Linked DNA regions of Homo sapiens: regions 1 and 3 are each linked to region 2. A link is an interaction called in ENCODE POLR2A ChIA-PET data of the cell type or tissue named here. Cell type or tissue: PC-9. All regions are shown on one strand. Each heading gives the region's core, and the rest is flanking DNA. Links, peaks and the distances in the headings are about the cores only. Region 1 has its middle 12 kb from the start of PITPNM3. Region 2 overlaps TEKT1 (tektin 1). Region 3 has its middle 59 kb from the start of ALOX12.

Region 1 (6,977 bases), core at 2,578-5,077, 250 kb before region 2:
AATTAGCAGGGCATGGATGGTAGGCACCTGTAATCCAAGCTACTGAGGAGGTTGAGGCAGGAGAATTGCTTGAACCCAGGAGGCAGAGGTTGCAGTGAACCAAGACTGCACCATTGCACTCCAGCCTGGGCGACAAGAGTAAAACTCCTCCAAAAAAAAAAAAAAAAAAAAAAAAAAAGCAAGTGTCTTGCAATCTACCTAGGGCTCCCCTGGCCAGAACACTCCAGGGCCCACTGCCTCTCCTCAGAGTCTCCTGCAGAGCCAGCAGGGTGGCTGCAGTCTCACTGAGCAGGAACCTCTGCCCTGGGATAGAAATTTCATCTCTCGGCCGGGTGCAGTAGCTCACGCCTGTAATCCCAGCACTTTGGGAGGCTGAGATGGGCAAAACACCTAAGGTCAGGAGTTCAAGACCAGCCTGCCCAACATGGTGACTAAAAATACAAAAATTAGCTGGGCATGGTGGTGGGCGCCTGTAATCCCAGCTACTCAGGAGGCTGAGGCAGGAGAATCACTTGAACCCGGGAGGGAGAGGTTGCAGTGAGCTGAGATCACGCCACTGCACTCCAGCCTAGGCAACAGAGCGAGACTCTGTCTCAAAAAAAATTAAAAAAAAAAAAAAGAAATTTCATCTCTCTCCTCCAGTTTAAGTGCAGTGGTGCCCACCACAACCCTCCCAGAAGGCAGGGGAGAAGAGTGGGTTGTGTGAGCTGTCGGCATGGAAAGGCATCCTGTGCAACAACAGAAATAAGTGTTGGTGCCCCCCAACCTCCACCCCACTATCACACATTCATATGATGAAAACTCCTACTACAGCCCACCCTGCAGAGACGGAATCTGTGCCATTGACCCAGACCTGAAAGTGTACCGTTGCTGACTCCTAAGAGAGGACCCCACACTGCTGGGAGCACAGGCAGCTGCTGAATAAAAGCTAAGACAGTTGTTGTGGGGAGCAAGCCTCTAAGAAAAGGTCATTTTGGGCGAGGCATGGTGGCTCACGCCTGTAATCCCAGCACTTTGGTAGGTCAAGCAGGCAGATCACGAGGTCAGGAGATCGAGACCATCATGGCCAACATGGTGAAACCCCGTCTCTACTAAAAATACAAAAATTAGCCGGGCGTGGTGGCGAGCGCTTGTAATCCCAGCTACTTGGGAGGCTGAGGCAGGAGAATCGCTTGAACCCCGGAGGCGGAGGTTGCAGTGAGCCAAGATGGCGCCATTGCACTCCAGCCTGGGTGACAGATCAAGGCTATGTCTCAAAAAAAAAAAAAAAAAAAAAAAAAAGAGTCATTCTGTTCTTCCCTCCTTCTCCCCGATTCCGGACTTTGTGAAAACCTTCAGATCTCTGATGGCTTAAAGCTTGTAGGGGAGAAACCCCTTCACTTATTAGGAGGCCATTCCAGTTCTTTAACTCTACCAGCTGGGAAGCTCTTCCTGTTGCCTCTACTTCTCTCCTGCTGTACAGCAGCAGCACGCTAAGAAAAATAACAACCGGCCGGGCGTGGTGGCTCACACCTGTAATCCCAGCACTTTGGGAGAGCGAGGCAGGCGGATCATGAGGTCAGGAGATCGAGATCATCCTGGCTAACATGGTGAAACCCCGTCTCTATTAAAAATACAAAAAAATTAGCCGGGCGCGGTGGCAGGCGCCTGTAGTCCCAGCTACTCCAGAGGCTGAGGCAGGAGAATGGTGTGAACCCGGGAGGCGGAGCTCGCAGTGAGCCAAGATCACGCCACTGCACTCCAGCCTGGTCGACAGAGCGAGACTCCGTCTCAAAAAAAAAAAAAAAGAAAAGAAAAGAAAAGAAAAATAACAACCAGAAGAACAACAGGAATAGATATTTGCTGAGTGACTATTATGTGCCTGGAAGTGTTTTAAGTGCTTTTCACGTGTTTCCTCTTTGAATCCTTATAGCAACATTAGGAGGGAGGGATTCTTAGAACCATTCCCATTTTACAGATAAGGAAACAGGCTTAGAAAGGCCTCACAGCTAATAAGTGGAAGAGCAAGTATTTAGGTCACACAGCTAATAAGTGGTAGAGCAGGTATTCAAACCCAGTCCCTCTAATGTCCACACTCCTGCCTTCGCCACAAGAGAAGAAGAAGACAGGAAAAAATAAGACAAAAACCAGACACAGAAAACCAAGAGGCTGAGGTTCTGCCACTAAGTGCTGGTGCAACCTCACGCAATTCACCAAAGCAAGCCCCTCCTTGTCTATACAGTGAGCCTGCTAGACTCACCGGTGTCCCTGAGCCTTTGGGGCTTGGCTGCGATCCTATGGTTTTCCTAATCCCTGTGCGAGGTGCCCTGACAAGTAGAGGGGGTGAGGGAGGAGCTGAGTTGGCAGGATTCTCCAGGGCCCAGAGGCAGCTGCCTTTGCCTGGGCAGGGCCTCCCGAGGCTATCAATGCCTCCCTCCTCTGTGGCTGCCAACCTAGTATCCCAGGCAGATCTCCCGGGGCTGCTGGGGCTATCTATTCATATTGCAATTTGAATGCTTCTGGTCAGAATGACTAAAAGGCTGAATTTTACAAGGGTTTTGAAAGTGAATTGACTCCACTTATTAAAGATATACTAGATTACACGCCGAGTGAAAGGACACTCTGGGGACTCCAGGCATCGCAGCCTTTCACAAAGACGGAAACATCCCTTTTCGAGCCATTCCTGGTAAACCACAGTGGGAGACGTTGCACCAAGCAGATGCCGATTAAATTACCGGCTGAAGGACACAGTCCATCAGAGAAACATCTTGGCCCAGAAGGGCCACTGGTGAATGAAGACGCAGTTCCAGAAATCCCTTCTGGTTGTTTTATGTAAATCAGTTTCTAAAGGCAGGAAGGCAAAGGCAAAAAGGTAAGTATTCCTGGGAAGCCCTGACCTTCAGTCATGCAGCTTATAAGGGGGAGAGAGGGAGAGAGGTGTGACGGGTAGGGAAAGTGATGGACAGGGAGGGGCACACAACTGCTCTTTGTTTTCAGGTTCAGAGCACCTGGGGAGGGAGTCTCAGCTGGTGGGGGCTTCCTCTGTGCAGATGAGGAAGCAGAATAGCTGGAAGGACTTCCTGGACTTGGAACCTGGCGGCGGAGGAAGGCCCTCCCGAATCCACGGGATCCAACCCCGGCACCTCACTGTACTGATGGGGAAGCTCAGCACTGGGTAATGGGGGTGGGGGGCAGTCAAAAACAGGGCATTTGGTGGCACAACTGGGACTGAAAGACAGTCCAGGCTCTTAACTCAAGGCTCTCTCCTCCCACTCTCCCATGGAGATGTAGGCGGCTGTCCCTGGCTTGTGTCGGTAAGTCTTTCCTCTCTCTCTGTGTCGCCCTGAGAAGCATTCCCTTCCACGCATCGCTGTCAAGAGAAGCAGCAGCATGTAGCAGGTACACAGATCGCAGTTGCTTGCAGATGTCATAGAAGGTCCAGGCAATGTGTATGCAACACCGGTTGCTTCCCTTTCTAAGTAACAGACACAGATTCAGTCTCTCTGAAGCAGAAAGGGAGTTTATTGGCAGGCTATCGGGATCTCAGAGAATCAGAGGAGCCTGCAGGGATAGGCTTGAAAAGCAGATGGGGCTGGACACAGTGGCTCATGCCTGTAATCCCAGAACTTTGGGAGCCCGAGCTGAGCAGATCACTTAAGGTCAGGAGTTCGAGACCAGCCTGGCCAACATGGTGAAACCCCATCTTTACTAAAAAATAAAATAAAATAAAATACAAAAATTAGCTGGGTGTGATGGTGCATGCCTTTAGCCCCAGCTACTCGGGAGACTGAGGCCAGACAATCGCTTGAACCTGGGCGGCAGAGGTTGCAGTGAGCAGAGATCACGCCACTGCACTCCAGCCTGGACAACAGAGCAAGACTCTGTCTCAAAAACGAAAAAAAAGAAAAGCAGATGGGAACTGAGGCTGCTGGAGAAGGCCAAGAACTTTCTAGAAAGCACAGCAGTCACCTTTTAGCAGAAGGACTTTAGTCTGATGGCCACTCTCTTCGCTGTACACACCAGCCCCTGAATGAGTGGGTTATAAAGAAACATCAGTTTTGAATCACTCATTCCAGCCAAGCATGATTAGCCAAGCCTGGGACATGCATGCCCCAGCTTCCAGGTGTGGGAGACAAAGATTGAAGGGTCCTATCTTGGGAGGCAGGACCCTGTATCCACATAACCATATTCCAAGGGCATAGAGAGTGCAATAGACTTCTGAGGGTTGGACAATTCTCATGAGGGATTGCATCATGAATTCCAAATGACTTCAACAGCAGGGGCTGTGTCATCACACCTACCCAGCAATCCCCCCAGAGCTCACCCCGAGACCCCAGCCAAAGTTAAGGGTTCCAGAAACCTTCAGAAGGGTGCAGCTGCCTTTGTTTAGGGGTGTGTGAGCGAGGGACTTTTCGGCCACCTGTGATGGGCACTCCTCCCGGCATGAGGACGTGAGAGCATCCTCTGCAGGAAACTGCACAGAAGGGGCTGGGGGGTCTCCCAGATTGATCCCTCCCCGCCTCCCAGGGAGGAAGAGGCTGCTGGTCCTCCCGTAGTGCTTTCCTGTTGGGGCTGCTGCAGGCTGTGTGCTTTCCAATGTTTCGACATTGCAATATTTCATACTTGGGAAGTAAGAACAACCATGATTTTCAGAGTTCTATTTCTTGACATTCTATTTCAAGCTGTAGAAAGTAATACTTAACAAAAGCCTTCTGAGCCTAAGATGCAGTGAGGCTCCACTTGGGGAAGTGGATTTCTGCTCCCCTCCGTACACAGAGGGGAAGAGTTATTGGACATTCCTGGGGTGGGGGGATGAGGTTTTCTGTTTTGGTTTGTTTGGGGTTTTTTTCATGCATCAAAAGAGAGCACCAGACTGGGAATCAGAGGACCGTAGGCCTAGTCCCAGTTTTGCTTCTGATTTCCTGTGAGACCTGTTTCCACTCTGGGTTTTTGCTCTCATTCACAGAAAAAGGGGTAGTAAAGCCTCTGCCTGCCTCGGAGATCGGAAAGTGTATTGTGACAAGGACACTGCTAGGTACATGAACTGTTCTAGATAGTTGTTTTTGTTTTTGTTGTTGTTGTTTGTTTGTTTTTTTTTGAGATGGAGTCTCGCTCTGTCGCCCCGGCTGGAGCACAGTGGCGCGATCTCGGCTCACTTCAACCTCCGCCTCCTGGGTTCAAGTCATTCTCCTGCCTCAGCCTCCCGAGTAGCTGGGACTACAGGCACGCGCCACCATGCCTGGCAAATTTTTGTATTTTTAGTAGAGACGGGGTTTCACCATGTTGGCCAGGCTGGTCTCGAGCTCCTGACCTCGTGATCCACCCGCCTCGGCCTCCCAAAGTGCTGGGATTACAGGCGTGAGCCACCTCGCCCGGCCCCTATGTGTGTGTCTTTATTGAAGAAAGGGTCCACAGCATTGTCCAGGTTTATAAAGGGGTCCTGACCCTTCAAAATAGCAAGAACTCCAGTTTTAGTCAATTCCTTTGTTCCGATGGGAAACAGGCCCCCTAAGTCAGTGTGAGGAGCCTGGGGCTTTCATGCCTAAAGCTGTGAACAATTATCTGAGTTAATTAAAAGCTTTGGCGGCCAAGCCAGCAGCCCCCGCCCTCATGCCCAGGCGGCCTCTGTCACACATGCTGCAGGTCACAAGTGATGCATGCCAGTCCGAGGCCCCAGCCCGGAATGGGGAGCCCACTACGTGCCCCTCCAGAGGCTACACCACGATCAACATGGAGAGAAAGAGCCCAGGCCCCCAGGCCCTGCCCAGATTGTCCTCGCAAAGACCCAGCCACCCTGTTGGCCCCGCGTCTGTTTCAAATCCCATGCCTGGGATTTCTTTTTGACATTAAAGTAAATGTTGGCCAGAGAGCCACCTACAAGGGTGACGAAGGCTGCCGGCTTCTCATTGGAGGGCTGGGAGGAGACTCTGCAGGTCTCTGAGGACTGCCAAGACTCCTTCATCACACTGAGCAGATATAAAATCCATTACCAAGGGCTAATAAATGCGGGGAGGCCGGCAGAGGACATGCCCGCCTTGCTGGGAGGGCACACACTCAGGCCAAGAACAGCAGGCTCTCCAGGCACAGCCACTCGCCCTCCGATATTTGCCCCTCCTGCACGCACCTCTCTCGGAGTCCCATTGTTCTCCATTCAATCATTTGGGCACCAATTCTGTTTCTCTTTGACTATAAAAGCCCATGCCTGCAGACCTCTCTACACATTTATTGTGCGGCTGGAATTTATGACGGATTGGATTTCAGAGGAGGGATTGATTAAATACAGATGGAGCACTTGACAAGGGCCTGGGGGTCCCGGTAGACTCCCCCATTTAGAAACAGAATAAAGATTAGAAAGCGTGAGCAAGGGCAATCCGAGGTAAGTCTTGCTTTCAAAGGGAGGGAGGGAGGACAGGATGGGGGAAGCTGTCTATTCCTACTCAACAGCATCTTCTTGAAGCTGGATGAAATTCTTTGCCCGGTGGAGTAATGAGCTGTTGAGGCCACTCCTCAGTGCCTCCAATGCATTCAGCCTCCTGGGGTACAGGGTGCTCTCCTGCTCACCTGCGTAGGGCTGAGATGGCAGTGTGGACCTCTCGGCTCTGGTAAATACCGCCAGCACCTTTGCTGTCTAATCGCACTGTGTTCACACCTATGTCCCCCACTTTCAAGACTTCACGCTTTGGAAAAGCGTCAACTATCTTTCAAGGCCTAATTCAAAGCCACCTCCTCCATGAAGACCATCAAAACCACAACCCTCACTCAGTAACAGTGAATCGCCCCTTGCAATGTACAACCACAGTACGCTAGCTTCCCTCTCCTCCTGCTTTGTTTTTATTCTGCTTTGAAAAGGTCTGTGTCTAAACTCTCTTTGTGTTTCTTTTTTCTTTTTTTCTTTTTCTTTTTTCTTTTTTTTTTTTTTTTTTTTTGAGACAGAGTCTCACTCTGTCACACAGGCTGGAGTGCAGTGGCATGATCTAGACTCACTGCAAGCTCCGCCT
Region 2 (2,500 bases), core at 1-2,500:
GAACTGAAGCAAAGTTCACTCTTCTTATGCTTTAGCAAAGAGACTGGCAGCATTTTGCCCCTGCCCTAGAGATCTGTGGAACTTTGAATTTGAGAGAGATTATCTGAAATTGGAACTTATGTTTAAAAGGGATGCTCTGCTTCCCCCATTTTGGGGGAAGGAATTCAAGCCAGCTACAGAAATTTGCATAAGTAACAAGAAGCCGAATGCTAATTGCCAAGACAATGGGGAAAATGTCTCCAGGGCATGTCAGAGATCTTCACAGCAGCCCCTCTCATCACAGACCAAGAGGCCTAGGAGAAAAAAATGCTTCCTGGGCCAGGCCTAGGGCCCTGCTTCCTCATCTTCTTCTTTTTAGAGACAGGATCTCACTCTGTCACCCAGGCTGGAGTGCAGTGGCACAACCATAGCTCACTGTAACTTTGAACTCCTGGGCTCAGGAGATCCTCCCACCTCAGCCTCCTGGGTAGCTGAGACTACAGGTACACACCACCACACCCACCTAATTTTCTTATTTTTGTAGAGGCAAGGGTCTCTCTGTGTTGCCAAGGCTGGTCTCAAACTCCTGGTCTCAACTGATCTTCCTATTTTGGCTTCCCAAAGTGCTGGGATTCCAGGTGTGAGCCACCATAACTTCTCCATTTTCTCTATGCTCTTTCTGAAACTCCTATTAGTTATTGAGCCTCCCAGACTGATCCTCTAATTTTCTTGTCTTTTCTTTGCTGTTATTTTGTTGTCCTTTTTTCCCACTTTCTGGATATTCTCAACACTTCTTTTGATTTTTAAGATTTTTCTGCTCTTATATTCTTAATTTCTAAGAACGCTTGTTCTCCAAATGTTCTCTTTTTTAAAGACTCCTCTGCATGTTCCAAGGATGCAATCTCTTCTCTAAATTCTTGATGGATTTGATAGTGTATGTCTTCTTTTTCTCTATGCACTATCTGTCTCCTGAGTTTCTGTGTCTTTGATTATTTGTTTTGGTGTCTGCCATGTTATTGGCTTTCCTCAATTATTTGGTGATCATCTGATTTAGACTGAGATGCTAAAGTGCTACCTGGAAATGCTGTCTAGAGGGACAGTGCTTGTCAACCAGAATGCTTTATCATACAGAGTGATCAGTTGAGACCCTGGCATCTCACAGGAGAATCCTCAAATGTTAATATTTATGGATCTTTCCTTTCGGGGCCAGTTACTTTCTACTTTCTCCACAGAAAAGTCCTCCAGTCTCCTGTCTGAGGGTAGAAGCCTGGCTACCAGTGTCTTAGGAAACAGCTGGAAGAATTACTATGTAGACATAGAAATGAATGAATCACCAAGTAGACATTCATTGAACCTTTTAACCTTTAACCTTCTGCTGGGGTGAGGGAGAGCCAGAGTGAAGAGGAAGCTCTTTATAAAGACTTTCAACCAATCTTGTTTCTGGTTCTATCCTGACCCTCCAGCTTCAGAAGTAACTGGATGCATCCAGTTTTGAGCATTACAAGATTTCTGCAGCATGAATCAGCTGGCTTCTTATTGTTCTCTACCCAGCCTGATTTTCTGCAGTCCCTAGGTTTGTTACCAGCTGACCTTTGCTTTCTAAAATCTTGATTTCATTATTTGTCTACTGTTGCTTCCTCTCTAACTCTCTGTGTGTGTGTATGTGTGCACACGCATGTGCTTGCCTGTGTATGCATCTCAATCTCTCTCATGCTTGGGGCATAGCTTTATTATTATTTTGTTAGCTTTACTGTTATTAATTCTTTACTGCTATTTTGTTGGAATTCTAAAAGGAAGAGAAGACAAATGCATGTGCTTAATCCACCATGTAGATGGGCATCTTCCCATTGACACCTTGTAACTGATTTTCACCTCTACTGTGTACCCTCCACTATCCTACTGGACATCTCTTATCTCAAAGGTCACCAATAATCTTTAAGTCACTAGTCCAAATTTATTTTGGCTCAGCTCTCAGTCTCTTAGACATTTAGACAACCACTGATACAATAGAAGACTTCCTCGCCTGTGAAACCTCATCCTTTTTTTTTTTTTTTTTTTTTTTTTGAGACAGAGTCTCACTCTTTCACCCAGGCCGGACTGCAGTGGCGCTATCTCGGCTCACTGCAAGCTCCGCCTCCCAGGTTCACACCATTCTCCTGCCTCAGCCTCCCAAGTAGCTGGGACTACAGGTGCCCACCACCATGCCTGGCTAATTTTTTGTATTTTTAGTAGAGACGAGGTCTCACCGTGTTAGCCAGGATGGTCTTGATCTCCTGATCTCGTGATCTGCCCACATCGGCCTCCCAAAGTGCTGGGATTACAGGCGTGAGCCACTGCGCCCAGCCAAAACCTCATCTTTTGGCTTTCATAACCTTGGTCTCATCTGTTTATTCTTCCACCTGAACTTATGTTCCTCAGCTCTTCTCTTGGTCCTCTTCAACTCATGTGCCCTTTTCTTCTCTTTTGATACATTCTTTGGGTAGTCTAATCTACCCTTATGGCTCCCCTTACCCATCTTTAT
Region 3 (6,977 bases), core at 1,978-4,477, 110 kb after region 2:
GTACACATGCAGGTTTGTTGTACAGGTAAATTGAGTATCATGGGGGTTTGGTGTACAAACTGTTTTGTCACCCAGCTGATAAGCATAGTACCCAATAGGTAGTTTTTGATCCTTAGCCTCCTCCCACTCTCCACCCTCACAAAGGCCTCAGTGTCTACTGTTCCCTTCTTTGTGTCCATGTGTACTCAATGTTTAGGTCCTACTTCTAAGTGAGAACATGCAGTATTTGGTTTCCTGTTCCTGCATTAGTTCACTTAAGATAATGGCCCCCAGCTCCTTCCATGTTGCTGCAAAGAACATGATCTTGTTCTTTTTTATGGATGCACAGTATTCCACGATGTATATGTGCCACCTTTTCTTTATCTGGTGTATTGATGATGGGCATTTAGGTTGATTCCGTGTCTTTGCTATTGTGAGTAGTGCTGCAATGAACATATGAGTGCGTGTGTCTTTATGGTAGAACAATTTATTTTCCTTTGGGTATTGGTATGGTTTGGCTGTGTCTCCACCCAAATCTCATCTTGAATTGTAGCTCTCATAATCCCCATGTATCATGGGAGGAACCCAGTGAAAGGTAATTGAATCATGGGGGCGGGTTCTTCCCAAGCTGTTCTCATGATAGTGAATAAGTCTCACAAGATATGATGGTTTTATAAAGGGCAGTTCCCCTATACACACTCTCTTGCTTGCTGCCATGTAAGATGTGCCTTTGCTCCTCTCCACCTTCCGCCATGATTGTGAGGCCTCCCTGGCCATGTGGAACTGTGAGTCCATTAAACCTCTTTTTCTTTATAAATTACCCAGTCTTGCATATGTCCTTATAGCAGTGTGGTCTACTGCAGGTATATACCCAATAAGGAGATTACTGGGTCAAATGGTAGTTCTGTTTGAAGCTCTTTGAGAAGGCTCCACAATGCTTTGCACAATGACTGAACTAATTTACATTTCCACCAACAGTGAATAAGCATTCCCTTTTCTCTGCAATCTCACCAGCATGTTTGTTGTTGTTGTTGTTGTTGTTGTTGTTGTTTGAGACGGAGTCTCGCTGTGTCGCCCAGGCTGGAGTGCAGTGGCGCGATCTCGGCTCACTGCAAACTCTGACTCTCAGGTTCATGCCATTCTCCTGCCTCAGCCTCCCGAGTAGCTGGGACTACAGGCGCCCGCCACCACGCCCAGCTAATTTTTTTTGTATTTTTAGTAGAGATGGGGTTTCACCGTGTTAGCCAGGATGGTCTCGATCTCCTGACCTCATGATCCACCCGTCTCGGCCTCCCAAAGTGCTGGGATTACAGGCATGAGCCACCACGCCCGGCCAGCATCTGTTATTTTTCAGCTTTTTAATAATACCTATTCTGACTGGTGTGAGAGGATGGGACATTTAGAGGAAAAATCAGCCTTTCTTGTTTCTTCCCTCACAGTCAGTATTAATAAAGACTAATCCCTTTAGACTATCACAAGAAGATACTGCAGAGGAAAGATGAAGCTTCTTTTAACTAAGGGGTCACGGCCGTTATAATTTGAGCATCAAAAGACTGGATGAAAACAGATGTGGCCAGAGTTCTAGTTCTTGTTTTGGAGGACTAGACGGTATCAGATTAACCCCTCTGCCAAAATTATTTATAAACTCTGGGCAAAATATAACAAACAGGTCTTTGAAGGGACTGGAGATAAACCTTAGCAGGCAGAAACTGAGCAGGGAACAGACAGTCCTCAAAATGAAGGAAGCACGTGAGATGAGCTCCACATTTACCAAGATTTTTCTCCTGAGGGACTTCCCAGCTTGCTGCTGCTGCACACAGCGGAAGAGATCTCAAACAGAAAGAAGCAATTTTAGGGGATGTGGAGCTAGAGATTCGATTTGGGGCTCCCAGAGAAGCTGGAAATTGAGGAGGAAATCCCCAGAAAAGGGGGACCTATGGAAGGAAAATAATTGATAGAACAAGTAGATGAAAAATCAGTAAGAACATAGATTTGAACACAATTAACAGACTTGATCAAGTGGACATTCACACAACACAGCACCCAACACTGCATACCACACACTCTTTTCGAGAACTCACAGGACCTTTACAAAGTGAATCACGCTGGACGATAAAGTAAGTCTCAACAAAATTAGGAGATTGCAATCAGGCAAGACATGCTATGGCTAGTATGAGCAAACAAGCCAGACATCAATAGAAATGACCTGTTTTGAAGATGGCATGGTATTAACACAGGGATTGACAAGTAGAACAATTGGAATAGAAGAATGGACAGCCCAGAAACAGGCATATATGGACACTTCATTTTTGACAGAGGTGGTGTTACCAGCTGAGGGTAGTTGTCCAGGTTCTTGGCGTTTTGAACAAAGAACTGGACAAAATGGACAAAGCAAGGCAGCAAGAGCAGAGATTTGTTTTAAATGAAAGTACACTCCACAGGGTGGGGGTGGCTCATGCAAGCAGCTCAAGATTCTTGGTTACAGAATTTTCTGGGGTTTCAATTCCCTCTAGGAGTTTCCCATTGTCCCCCGACCAGTCTGATTGGTTGCAGGAGGGGACCAATCAGAGGTACTTTCATTTTTCAACCGCCAGGCAGAAAAAGGAGGGGCAGCAACTGTCGCGCAGAAAAAGGGGGTGTTGAAGAGTAGCCTCTGATATCCAGTGAGCATGAACCGGCCTTAGGTTTCCTGCCTCCAGACCCTATTCTCCTGCCTCATTTCCCCCCCTGAGAGACAGGATCCCCGTAAGTCTTTATGTGAGACAGAGGGACTGATGGTCTTTTTTCTGTAACTGCGTCACACTGACTTGACTGACAGTCCCTGCCTATTGGAATCACAGAACTCTCACCCTGCTCTGTCTAGTGGAGACAGGGTAGTTTCTTGATGGCCAGGGGTGGTGAATTCATTTGGAACTGGCTGGAAACCTTACTGCACAATCATCTCCAGGCAAGAGGAAATGAATGGTTAAAAGATTTCATGGGAACTTCAGGAGGTGGACACCTATGCTGTCAGGAATGTTTGTTATAGAAATGAATTAAAAGATTCTACTTAATTACTATGAAGGAAGTGATTCCAACTGTTTGAAAGAAGGTAATTAATCTGCAAAAAAAAAAAAAAAAAAAAAAACATGGCTACTATTATCCAGCCTACAGTAACTATGCAACAAAAACACCAAGGAACGTTGGTAGGCATTTCTCTTTTGGCTGTCTTCTAAACAGGTACTTCAGGGCTGCCACAGGTTCACAGGTGCAGTGGCTGATGGGAACTTCAGGTTCCAGGTCCGGGGCTTCAGGTATCACAGACTTGATCCTTGAAAGGTGTATCCAACTATCTAATCCCAGTACTTTGACCGCAGAAGGCGTGGCCAGTATCACTGAAAACGGTGCCTTCCATTGGGGTTGTAATTGTTGAGGAGGTGACCCCTCCGTCCATGCTTTAACAAGCACCTTATCTGCTGGCCTGATTTGAGGTGGCTGGTTAGCTTCCAGTACCGGAAGCCTTTGAGTTCCAAACTTCTGTATAAACCTGCTGACATTGTCCTAGGTTAACTAGGTATTTTACTAAACCAGCTGTTTCTGAATCAGTAATTACATCATCAGTTAAGAATAGCCTTCTGTAATCCCAGCACTTTGGGAGGCCAAGGCGGGCAGATCACCTGAGGTTAGGAGTTCAAGACCAGCCTGACCAACGTGGAGAAACCCCATCTCTACTAAAAATACAAAATTAGCCGGGCATGGTGGTTCATGCCTGTAATTCCAGCTACTCGGGAGGCCGAGGCAGGAGAATCGCTTGAACCCGGAAGGCAGAGGTTGCAGTGAGCCAAGATCAAGGCATTGTACTCCAGCCTGGGCAACAAGAGCGAAAATTCCATGTCCAAAAAAACAAGGCCGGGCACAGTGGCTCAGGCCTGTAATCCCAGCACTTTGGGAGGCCGAGGCGGGCAGATCACAAGGTCAGGAGATCGAGACCATCCTGGCTAACACGGTGAAACCCCGTCTCTACTAAAAATACAAAATATTAGCTGGGCGTGCTGGCGGGCGCCTGTAGTCCCAGCTACTCGGGAGGCTGAGGCAGGAGAATGGCGTGAACCCGGGAGGCGGAGCTTGCAGTGAGCCAAGATCGTGCCACTGCACTCCAGCCTAGGCGATAGAGAGAGACTCCGTCTCAAAAAAAAAAAAAAAAACACACACACACACACATAAAAACAAACTAATAGCCTTCGTATAGGCTTATATTAAATTTTGCTCTAGGGGTATTACAGATTTTTAAGAGAGCTATGGGCAGTAAGCTGACCCAAGCTTCTGATGTTTCCTGATCGAACTTAGCTAACGATCCTTTTAGAGGTTGATTAGCCCTTTCTACTTTCCCAGAGGATTGAGGCCTCCATGCTGAATGTAAATAGTATTTGATTCTGAGAGCCTTAGCAACTACTTGAGTTATCTGGGAGATAAAGTATGGGCCGTTATCACTTTGGAGACGCTGAAGTAACCCAAACTGGGGGATTATTTCTTTTAAGAGAACCTTATAACCACAGTAGCCTTCTCTGATCTGGTAGGATAAGCTTCGACCCAACCAGTAAAGATATCTATTAGCACTAACAAAAACTTATAACCTCTGCCAGCTGGCATATGTGTGAAGTCTAATCGCCCATCTTTTCCTGGGTATGTTCTATCAGCGTCCTCTAATACAACTCCCCTCTGGACTGGTTCTATTACAGGAGGCATTCTGTTTCCTGGGCTGTTCAGTGCACACAGTGAGCAGGTTTGACAGACATGCTTAACCACAGAAGCTAAGTTAGGCTCAATGAAGAGCCTGTTAACCACGGCCAGGGTGGCTTCTCTCCCCATATGCAAAGAGTCATGCAGAGTTTTTCTAATTCTCCATCAGGCTGCTTGAGGGAGATGTGGTTTTGATGCCATGTACCACCAGCATCCTGGGTTTTGTCCCCCTTGCTCCTTTATTAACTGTTCTTCCTGTGGTGTGTATTCAGGCTCCATTGGGGAATCACAGAAAAGAAGTAGAGCTGGAATCTGTTGGGATTGCACCCTGAGAACTACAGCTTTCGCTTCTCTATCAGCCTTTCTGTTTCCTTGTGCTATAAGGGTTAAGGCCCTTTGATGCTCCCTGCAATGAATTACAGCTACAGCCTTTGGCAGGTGTATTGCTTCCAAAAGCTGCAGAATTTCAGGCCTATGCTTTACAGGGGAGTGTTTGCTAGTTAGCAGCCCTCTTCCTTTCCAGATTGTAGCATGAGCATGGCAAGGGTTACCTGGTCCGGTGGAACCTCCCTTACTTCATCATCACTTACTGCCTTAGTTATTCCCTTTCTCATTCCTCCAAGGAGAGCCTCAAGAAATTTAGCCCAGTTTTTCGTTCCCACGAGAGCATTAGAGTCTCAATTAGGATCAGTTGTGGGGACTGTGTCTGGGCCCAGGTGATTGCCCTGAGGGTTTTGGGCAAATAAATCGTCTGCTTCCCAGTGGGCAGCCTCAAAAGATTCATTCCTTTTCAAAGGGGGTGCAAGAGGTTGCTAGAATGAATTGAACATTTCTCTGTGAGAGATCGAAGGCTGAGGTCAAAGTTTGGAACCCATCTGCTAATTTCCTGGGATTCTTAGAAGAGCTTCCTAGCTTTCCCTGACACCGTTGTATATCAGTTATAGAGAAGGTGGCCTGCACTAGGACTGGCCCCTCGGCTCCTGCTACTTCCTGAAGGGGTAGCAGGGCTGGAGGGAGAGTGGAATGTAGTGTCCCCTCCGAGCGTGAGGGGGACCTAGTAGGGTGTCCAGGGTTTGGGTTTTAGCCTCAGGAGCACTTGGCAAGGGGCTACGTGGGGGCGGTTATGTTCACCCTGAGAGACAGGTGGCCCTTATAAAAGGGGGTCATCTATACTATCTAGTCCTGTCTTTGGACTTTCTTTGCGGAGATGATTAGGTTTTGGCGTAGGGCCGTGAAGGCCTGTACATATGGTATTTCTGACCATTTGCCCTGCCAGGAAACAGCTGCTGCAAGACTGAAAAGAAAAGGACTCAGGTCCCTCACCCAAACCGGGTGGTGGTGATCAGGCGCTTCCACACGGAACCCTTTCAGTTTCCCTGGAGAGTGGCCCCAACCACAAACCTGCGGTTGCCTCCATGCCTAGGCACTGTCCACCGAGAGTCCCGAGTTGGAAAGGAAAAGAGAGAGAAAGAGGACAAAAAGGAAAATAAATCCCAAACGTTGGGCTTACCTCCTGGCTGGCTCACCAAAATACGTTACCAGCTGAAGGGTAGTTGGCCAGGTTCTTGGCGTTTTGAACTGAGAATTGGACAAAACACACAAAGCAAGGCAGGGAAAGCAGAGATTTACTCCAACAGAGGACAGTGGGCTCAAGCAAGCAGCTCCAAAGCCTGTTACTGAATTTTCTGAGGTTTAAATACCCTCTAGAGGGTTCCCATTGGCCCCCGACCAGTCTGATTGGTTGCAGGAGGGGACCAATCAGAGGTACTTTCATTTTTCAACTGCCTCGCAGAAAAAAGGAGGGGTTGAAAAGGGATGAATCGGGCTTGGGTTCCGAACCTAAGCCCAATTCAACCCCTCCTTTCCCTCATAAGCAGCATGAATCAGCCTTAGCTTCCCTGCCTCCAGACCCTATTCTCCTGCCTCAGTGGTAGTGTAGATCAGGCGAGGAAGTAGAAATTCTAATAGACAGTGGTGGGACAGGGAAGTGTCCATATGGAAAAAAATGGACCTTTATATCATACGTAAATAAATTTCAAGTAGATTAAAGGTCTAAACATAAAAGGCAAAATTAAGCAATGCATATAGAAGTGTAAAACTATAAACATTTGCAAGGAAGTGATTGTCACACGTTTGGAGAGTGGTTACTTCCGGGAAGAGGAAGAGGTTTGTTGCAGGTAGGGGATGGAGTGGGGAAAGGGACTCTGTCCATATTCTAACTCTTGGACTGGGTTGTAGCTATCTGGGTACTTTTTAATTTGCTTTAAATTATTTTTTAA

The links. Peaks named below come from ENCODE experiments on the same cell type or tissue, not always from the same donor. Only the 100,000 strongest peaks of a DNase experiment are listed, where the experiment ranks them.
Region 1: POLR2A ChIA-PET joins it to region 2 with 7 read pairs; 2 of 35 experiments call an interaction of 5 or more read pairs at or near these places.
Region 3: POLR2A ChIA-PET joins it to region 2 with 5 read pairs; 2 of 35 experiments call an interaction of 5 or more read pairs at or near these places.

What each region holds. Positions count from the first base shown.
Region 1 is chr17:6,565,357-6,572,333 of GRCh38, forward strand. No RefSeq gene overlaps it. Among named protein-coding and RNA genes, the nearest start is that of PITPNM3, 12 kb to the left of the region's middle. RefSeq lists an enhancer at 2,331-2,831. In PC-9, for the core only: no CTCF peak of the experiment used is centred there; no DNase peak of the experiment used is centred there; H3K27ac peaks cover 12 bases.
Region 2 is chr17:6,821,798-6,824,297 of GRCh38, forward strand. All of the region lies in intron 2 of TEKT1 (tektin 1), which reads right to left. Among named protein-coding and RNA genes, the nearest start is that of TEKT1, 8.7 kb to the right of the region's middle. In PC-9, for the core only: no CTCF peak of the experiment used is centred there; a DNase peak (open chromatin) is centred at 1,414; H3K27ac peaks cover 2,163 bases.
Region 3 is chr17:6,934,042-6,941,018 of GRCh38, forward strand. No RefSeq gene overlaps it. Among named protein-coding and RNA genes, the nearest start is that of ALOX12, 59 kb to the right of the region's middle. In PC-9, for the core only: no CTCF peak of the experiment used is centred there; no DNase peak of the experiment used is centred there; H3K4me3 peaks cover 754 bases.